2 separate regions of the Homo sapiens genome follow, and region 1 is linked to region 2. The links are chromatin loops, found by intact Hi-C in ENCODE. Cell type or tissue: OCI-LY7. All regions are shown on one strand. Links, peaks and the distances in the headings refer to the core of each region. The heading gives the core; the rest is flanking DNA. Region 1 holds the start of LOC107985848 (a long non-coding RNA gene). Region 2 has its middle 160 kb from the start of LINC01871.

Region 1 (4,393 bases), core at 118-4,117, 100 kb after region 2:
TAATAACTTGGCTAGAATTCATTTTCATTTGCAGACTGGCACTTGTAGGAATTCCCTATTAGCCCAAAGACTAGCCTGAAGTTAGTTAGGCATTATTTCCCAAAGTAAGAAAAGTTAGCTTTCATTTCTAAAGCCAGGAAGAAAGAATTATAGATCTGTATAAAACAAACATGGATGTGTTTGCCATAAAATGAGAAAAGAGATCTGTAATTCTGAATAAAGAAATATCTAACCTCTAATAGGGAAAATTTAAAAAATTTACTTTTTATTGAAAAGTAAATATGGAAATAAATACGAAAAATAACCAAATTGAAAATTGTTCAATCTGGTTAGTAATGTAATTAAAGGAATAAGATGTCAATTTCTCTTAGAAGGGAAACCAAAGCCATAGAAGTTACTACATTATTGCCTCTTCTGATATGAGATAGATATACTCATATACTGCTATGAATTGCTGCTCATTTATTTTTAGAAGTCAGTTTGACATATGTAACTAGAACCACAATAGAGAAATGGTTAAAGATACTATGGGCCATCTGTCTGTCTGTCTGTCTCATCTGTCTAATTAGTTATCTAGAAAAACCAGTACGGAAAGAAAAAAATAACAAAATGTTAATGAATTAAAAGTGATTTGAGGTCTCTGTTTACATTTTTATGTATTTTTCCATTTTTTTTTTTACATTAGCAACTTTTGCTTTTATAATCAGAAAAAAGAAATCAAAGTTAATTTAGAAAGGAATTGTACTGCTTTTGAGGAGCACAAGCTTTGGATACAGAAAGACCTTGAATTATAGCCTGCTTTGAACCTCTACGATCTGTGCAGCATTGGCTAAACATTTCTTAGACTCAGATCTTCAGTTTCACATCTTTTAAAAGGCATAATAACAGAATGCTTACAGGTTTACCTTGAAAATAGCTGAGCCTACCTTACGGAGTGCTGGACGTGTGGTATGTGTTTAGTGCAGGCCAGCTCCCCTCCCCAGTTCAACACATCCTGAGTGGTATCCACTGACATTGAAAGACCAAAATCAGATCTTTTTGAGTCTCATCAATTCTATCAAAAAAACCCTCCCCCTTGTGCTCTCAACCTAGGAGGGTCAAGCCAGTGGAATGGTAATCATCTTGTGTGAGTTGTCAGTGCTCTCCTAAGCATCTGTTACGCAGGATCACGCTCTTAAGTTTGCCAAAAATTACCTCATTGATAATGTCTGCTGGAGATGCTTAGGCAAAACTTGAAATAGAAAGATAGTCTTTTGGAAGACAATTCCCCACAAGTGTAACCCCAAAGAATGTTGGTTTGGTGACATGGAACAGCTGGAAAAGTAAGACCACATCGTTCAAAAGCATGACAGTACCTCTGCAAATGAGACGAGAGCTAAATATGTGTCTCAGAGATAGGAAGCTAAATCAGAACGCAGCAAGAAGACAGCACACATTCGAGAGAGGAAAAAATGTGAAATCTGCTTCTGGCCATCAGAGGAGCTGATGCAATCCCGGCTGACTCGGGGGACAGCCACGGTGCCAGCTACAGAGGCCACATGGCTTCTAATGAGGCCAGGCCCAGTTGTAGCTCCGAAGAGTGGGTGAGCCAGCCAAATTTCACCCAAGGACAGAAGCAGCCTTAACAGCTGGTGAGTGAATTAACTTCAGGCAAACCGGTTGGACCCAGGTGGAGGGACATTTTGAATCATTCCCTTATGGGTAGAAAAAGAACAAAACATCTTAGGAAACAGAGCTACCATGGCCTCTTTATTTCAGTTTAGTTTCTCCTGTCAGCCTTCTTTGGGGGCCAGGGAAGGAGCTAGGCAGGAGGGAGAAGCTTGGGGGCTTGAGGGACTGTGGAGCGATGACACATCAGTTTGAGACTGCATAAAAGGAGGATGGGGAAGTCAGGGTCCAGGGTGCGCTTGCATTGCAGAGCTGGGAAGGAGACTGCACTTGATCAAGGCAGCATTCCACCTGAGTTAAAGGAAAACATTTTAGGTGATGTGAGCTCTTAAAATGAGATTTCCTCTTAAGAGAACCTCTTCAGCATCTTTTTTATCTGCAGCTCTTATCAAATGCTGGGTCCCTGGCATTTGCACAGTAAATATTGTTGACCTGCTCCAGAGTATCTCTACTCCCAAGATTTACCTGTTTATGGAGTGGGCTGTCCTCATGAGGCCTTGTCCCTGGAAGCGCCCTGCAGAGAGCAGGCTGATCCTGAAGGGACGGAAGAAGGGCTTCTTGCATTGACTGGAAACCTGAATCCTGAGGAATTCAGGGAAAGCCTGCATCCTGCAGTTTGAGCACCATCCTGCCACCTGGTGGCTGCATCCCTAAATTGCAAGGGCAGGTCTGTTTTAACAAGCCTCTAAATAAGTGAATTTGCAAAATAAAGTCATGAGGTGAAGCCATTTTGACAAATGTTAAAGAGAGATGCGAACATCTTAGAAGGATGGGTAGAATTAAAAAAAAAAACATATGTTGTGAGAGAATATAGCTTTTCTGGTGAGAAAGAGGTCAAATCAAATGTGAGTGGGCAGACAGGAAACAGGAGGCTAACGCAGCACCCAGGCGTGGGTAGGATACCGCATACCGCCCTGACATGCAGGTTATTCCAGGAAGATGTCTCTCTCTGTGAAGGCTGAGGTTACCACTGTTCCTACGCAGCCCAGGGAGGAAAGGGGTCTGGTAACATTGTGTGCCTCTCCTTTTTTGACATGCTAATATTTGACCCATATTTAAGTGTGCAAAAACCTTCTCAAGGCAGCACAACATCTTTTGATTTTTTAACATCAGCACTGAGTTTACCTGTTTTTTTTCTTTGGTCACTTTTGTCTTCTTCCTTTCCCATTCTCTTCTTTAGTTGACAAGCACTGGCTACCATCTATGTGTCAACAATTGTGTCATGAGTTTGAGATGGGCCGACAGCACGTGGAACTCAAAGGTGACTAAGGGAGAAAGGAAAGTAAATCAATGATCAGAGTCCAGAGAGCTACATGCAGTGCAACCCATGGTTTTATGGGAGAACCGACAGGGGCACCTCACTCTGGAAGGAACAACGCCAGGAGAGGCTTTGAGGTGCCGATAATGTCCAGGTGATGTGCAAATGTGTAGGAGCTAGCAAGACAGAAAAGCAGCTATTAATGGGGAAGTGGTGTGGGTGACATTTCAAATAGAGGGAATAGGAGGCAAAAGAAGATTAAAAATATATGCTTAAGGAAATGCTGGAACGACTATTTCACATGGCCATGGTGCCAGAGATAAGTTTAGAAGACATGCACAGGATCAGACCAGGGAGGGTGAGCCAGTGGCTCTGCATTTCACCCTGGCAACTCTGAAGTCCTGCTGGAGAATTTTAAGCAGGGGCGGAACAGCCACCTGACAGATACAGATAAACATCCTGGAAAGATCACTCCTGCTGCAGAGAGAAAGGAGCAATGCTGGAGGCTGCGGCTGCCCAGGCCAAGGAGGCCTTCTGAAAAAGTCCATCTGGATGAAGGCGAATTCAAGAGCAGCTTAGCTGGCAGAACTGAAGGACCGTGGTGCTCCTACAGATCATGTGGATGATGGGAAGGGTCTCCAGGAAATGCACAGAGGGTGTGAAAAGTTCCAGGTTGAAATCCTAGGTGCAGGGTAGGCAATGGCCATTTTAGCATTTATGAATGGAAAATCCAGGGTGCACAATGCTTTGAGGAGAGAGTCACTTTGGATTTGCCTCCGGAGTCTACAGGTGCGGTGTCCTTGGGCGCCCAGCCATGCAAGTCTGGGGTCTGGGCTGGTAGCCGGATCTCAGCCTCTTTCACCTCCCTTTTTCCTCTTTTTATTTATTTATTTTTCATTCTTTCCCCTCTCCACATCTCAGTTCTAACCTCTTTGCCTCAATATGCTCTTTCTTGTCTGTTCTTTAAACAGGAACTTGTTTGGAATTGAGCCTTGATTCTGAAAAGAAAGTATCAGAGGGCAGCATTTGAACTGGCATTTAAGGTGTCAACCAGGGGGAATTTGGTGCCGACCAGTAAAAGGGGAGAATCAAAAACAGAAGCTCCATCACCAGGGACAGGGCCAGACTCCTGACTAGAAACTCAGTGGATGTGCTGAATCATTCGGATACTTTCCAGAAAATTATTTTACCTACTCAGAAGGCTGGGCATCAGCCAAAACTGTCTGGAAAACCACAAGGAAAGACATTTCCATGAAGTAACTAGAGTTTTGGGCTTCTACTCTAGAGGAATATAAGAGGAACTTTCTTTAAAGAGTATGCAGGTGGTTCCTTTTAAGCTCACCTGTCTGGTTTTTCAAACAGATCAAGGGGTGATGGCAGGGAAACGTCTCCCCTGGAAATCTCACCCCTCCATTTGCTAAAGAGAAGGAGCTTCAATCCCTTGACAGGATGATGAAACAATAATAA
Region 2 (4,393 bases), core at 229-4,228:
ACAGACTAGATGGCTTCAAGAACATTTACCTCTCCTAGTTCTGGAGGCTAGAAGTCTGGAGTCAGGGTGCCAGCCTTGTTGGGTTCTGGTGAGGCTTCATCTGGTTTATAGAAGGCCACCTTCTTGCTGTGTCCTCACTTGGCAGAGAGCTCATCTCTTTTGTGTTTCTTTTTGAGGGCACTAATCTCATTCATGAGGACTGCAACCTCAGGGTCTGATCACCACTCTCAGGCCCCACCTCCTAAGACCATCACGTTAGGGATTAAGGCTTCAACCTATGAATTTTGAGGGGATACTGACTTTCAGTCGGTAGCATGTCTCTTTTGCAGAACATCCAAAGATTATTGATTATACGGGATCATACCTGGAAGGCAACATGCTGAACATAAACTCAGTAATTTACTAATGTAATCTGTATCTCTGCCCATGTCTGCTCTTTATTAATTTTCAGTGACTCAGCTGTGTGTATTTGATGTCTTAGCTCGTGTCAAAGAACGATGTATTTCAAAAGTCTTTCTCTTAAAAATGATTTGTTAAAAAGGAGAAATATTTCTGATGTTGAGCCTTTTCTTCACTTCTGGCTTCAGAGCAGTGAGATGTCCTCTTTTGGTGGCTCTATTAACAATTAACCTTCACATAAATGGCAGCCAACCTTCCCTTTGACACTGTAATTGTTCCATAATTCTGGCTTGAAAAAGACTATTTCATGATCGGCAGCAAACATTTGTTAAACCTCCATTAAGCACCAGGTTGAGAAACAATAAAAATGTACAATTCAGAGCCTACTCTGGGGAAGAACATGCTGGAGCCTTGGAGGCAGAGCAGCCTGGGTGCCAAAGGGAGAAGTCAGGTGAGGCCTCAGGGCCAGGAGAAATTTCACCCCTTTCAAAAATAGGCTCCAGAAGGGCTTCCTGGAAAGCACAGAGGGAAGAAACAGCACCAAGAATGGTGGATGGAGGAGACAGGACTGGAACGTGACGGGAAGGTAAAAAGAAAGTGGGAAAAGAGAAGAAAAAGGACACTTTTCGAGCATCTGCTACATGATGTTAGGATTTACATTTTTTTCCTAATGCAATCTTTAAAGCAAGTCTTATGAAGTGGGCATCATCATGCCCATTCTAAAGACAGAGACATTGAGGCTGATCACTTACTCAATGCCTCACGGCTAGTAAGTGTCCAAGCTATGAGTTCCTGTTCTCTTTGCCTTTCAAGCCGTGGCTTTTGCAATGTGTAATTTTTCTGATCTTTGACCTCTTAAACCACATTACCTACATATCCCTTACAACCTCCCTTGACTGTTGTAAGCCTAAAATGAGAAGTGAGTGTGTGTAACCTCTCAGCTGCAGAGTCTCCACACTGGGCACTCCTTTCTGCCCTTGCACATGCTCTTCCCTCTGCGTGAAAATGGCCACACTGCCCAAGGTAATTTATAGATTCAATGCCATCCCCATCAAGCTACCAATTGGAAAAAACTACTTTAAAGTTCATATGGAACCAAAAAAGAGCCCACATTGCCAAGTCAATCCTAAGCCGAAAGAACAAAGCTGGAGGCATCACGCTACCTGACTTCAAACTATACTACAAGGCTACAGTAACCAAAACAGCACGGTACTGGTACCAAAACAGAGATATAGACCAATGGAACAGGACAGAGCCCTCAGAAATAACACCACACATCTACAACCATCTGATCTTTGACAAACCTGACAAAAACAAGAAATGGGGAAAGGATTCCCTATTTAATAAATGGTGCTGGGAAAACTGGCTAGCCATATGTAGAAAGCTGAAACTGGATCCCTTCCTTGCACCTTATACAAAAATTAATCCAAGATGGACTAAAGACTTAAATCTTCCCTCTGCTTAGAATGCTCCTGTACCTGTTGGCAGTACATGCCAGTTCATGCAGGCTGCAGACACTCTCAGCAACAACATTTGCACGGAAGGGAAAGGACTCTTTGAAAGTTATATGCCATCTTAGATACATTCCTGGCTGTTATCATAGAACGAGTTAAAGCATATCAGTATTTGTAACTCAGCAATACATGCTTTTGTATACTTTGAATGAGAATTTACCATATCTTTTTAAAAGAATCCAATATACATTCTGATTTATCATCTGCCATTGCCCGTTTGTCTTATCTCCCTTTCTGAAATATCCTTTCAAGATGGAAAGTACAGCTGATTACAGAAGGTGTGTTTATAACTTGGTGACAGAGAAAGGAAAGTCAGGCGAGCACTATTGAATCAGATAGTTGGGGGTTTTATTGTGTTCTCTGAGCTACTTTTAATAAACTTTCTTGATACTCAGTAAAAGGATGTGGTCTCCATCAAAAGCTCTTTTCGGTAACCAAATCAACAAGAGGAGAAAAACACACCTACACAGTCCCAGGTGCAGCTGAACTGTGGAGAACTTTGTGAGGGTGCAGGGTGCCTCTGCTCCCACCAGCTCTGAGGGGCTCCCTGGGACCGGCAGCTCACATCTCACACAAAGTCACAGGTGTGTGGCAGCAGCGAGCTTCTTTCAGCTACAAGTTCAGAGGAAAGAGAGTGCACTGCCCTGTGCTCTCCCAACTTAGAATTGCAGCTGTCTTCCAGCTAACACTTTTCTATGCCCACCTCAATCTCAAAGCACTGGCCAAAGTCCAAGTATACTGAGCAGCCCCGAATTCATCTGCCAAATGCCCATCCATCCTCTTAGCCAGTCAAGCATTTGTAGGGACAGGGGTGTAGAGAGGAGGCTGGTTTGGAAAATGAGGCATCGGCTTGGGGTGATGGAGGAGAAGCACATATGACTCTTGCCCAAGGATGGGCAGGACCTCCTTTGCTTGGGGCCATTCCCCGCATTCTCTCATTGAGGTTAAAGAGAAGACACATGTCCTCCTGCCAGAGTCCCATGTTCAATAAATAAAACATGGCTGAGAGACAGGGTGTGGCTCCTGGGAGACTGCTGCTCATTTCTCTTTAGAAAACCCCCCACTGCCGACAACTTTTCTTTCTGTCTCGGAATTCTTCATGCATGTTTTGATGCATCTTTAATTCTATACATGTTATAGTCAAGGTACTTTGGTAGACCCCATGACATGTCAAAATATTGTTTGTCTTTGTCTTAAAGTTGTTATACCTCAGTTTCTTTACCATATAAGAGTGAGCATTTATCTTTATTTATTTTAAGGAGTTATTCAAAGTTATTACATAGATGAAAAGTCAGACAAGCAGGGAGCATGTCTGTTTGGTTGGCCTCTGCTTCATCAGTTCCTAGCTCAGTGCTATGCAAGAAAATACACAACTAATAGATAACTATTCTCTGGTCTGTAGTAGCAGTGATTTAAAAAACAACAGAAAAAGGCTACTCTAGTGTGAAGTGTCAACTCTAATACATTCATTGGCACACTCTGGGTGCTTTCACATATATGACTTCCTTTAGGCTTCATGGTCACTCTGAGAAGTAGGTCTTATGATAGTCGTTTGACAGAGAAATGGGGACTAAGAGAGTTTAAGTGACTCCACAAAAGGCTCAACATTTGTGTTGCAGCCAGAGTTTCAACCCAGACCCTTAAATCTAAGCCCGATGCTGTTCCACCAAGCCATCGTTCTCTTCCAATAGTGAGAAATATACTCTAGCCGGCAGGGTGCGGTGGCTCACGCCTGTAATCCCAGCACTTTGGGAGGTCGAAGCGGGGGGATCATCTGAGGTCGGGAGTTTGAGAACAGCCTGACCAACGTGGAGAAACCCCATGCCTACTGAAAATACAAAATTAGCCAGGCGTGGTGGCACGTGCCTGTAATCTCAGCTACTTGGGAGGCTGAGGCAGGAGAATTGTTTGAACCTGGGAGGCAGAAGTCATGGTGAGCCGAGATTGCACCATTGCACTCCAGCCTGGGCAACAAGAGCAAAACTCCATCTCAAAAAAAGAAAAAAAAAAAAAGAAATATACACTAGTCCACAGGAGGTAAGCACTGCTGGGCTATTCTCTTCACTCTCAGCCAACATGCCTAGTGGAATTCCACTGAGCTGGGGCCTGGCCAATTTGTCCCACACGTATGAGTGATGTTGCCATGCTGGGGGCTATACCTACATTGTTTCATTCTTCTTCAGAATAACTCTTCAAGGTGCCATCACAGCTGGGGCCATCAAAGCTGAACTGCAGGGAAGATCGGCCATGTCCCAGCATCACCCAGCTTTGCCTCCAAAGCTGCTCTCTGAATCACTGTGCTCCCCACACAGCCGCTAACATGTCAGTTGATTTTCAGGCATTGTACCAAAGAGCAGGGGCTTCTCAAGCTTTCCAAGGCCCTGGGGAGGCACTCCCAAACCAGATTTATGCATATAACAATGTAGTGCTCATGGGCCAATAATACCATCACTTCTACAGCACTCATTACATGTTGGCTG

Evidence for each region. Peaks named below come from ENCODE experiments on the same cell type or tissue, not always from the same donor. Only the 100,000 strongest peaks of a DNase experiment are listed, where the experiment ranks them.
Region 1: it touches region 2 in a loop (8-fold over the local background); 7 of 110 quality-filtered maps call a loop at or near these places.

What each region holds. Positions count from the first base shown.
Region 1 is chr2:7,669,949-7,674,341 of GRCh38, forward strand. It overlaps LOC101929510 (a long non-coding RNA gene), which reads left to right. Exons shown (of 5, transcript XR_007088657.1): 5 at 3,898-4,393. It overlaps LOC107985848 (a long non-coding RNA gene), which reads right to left and starts at 2,337. Exons shown (of 2, transcript XR_001739272.2): 1 at 2,134-2,337; 2 at 1,723-1,959. RefSeq lists a silencer at 2,130-2,424. In OCI-LY7, for the core only: CTCF peaks have their summits at 2,313 (motif pointing left) and 2,534; a DNase peak (open chromatin) is centred at 2,313.
Region 2 is chr2:7,565,428-7,569,820 of GRCh38, forward strand. No RefSeq gene overlaps it. Among named protein-coding and RNA genes, the nearest start is that of LINC01871, 160 kb to the right of the region's middle. In OCI-LY7, for the core only: CTCF peaks have their summits at 2,496 and 2,698; a DNase peak (open chromatin) is centred at 2,424; H3K4me3 peaks cover 1,153 bases; H3K27ac peaks cover 1,870 bases.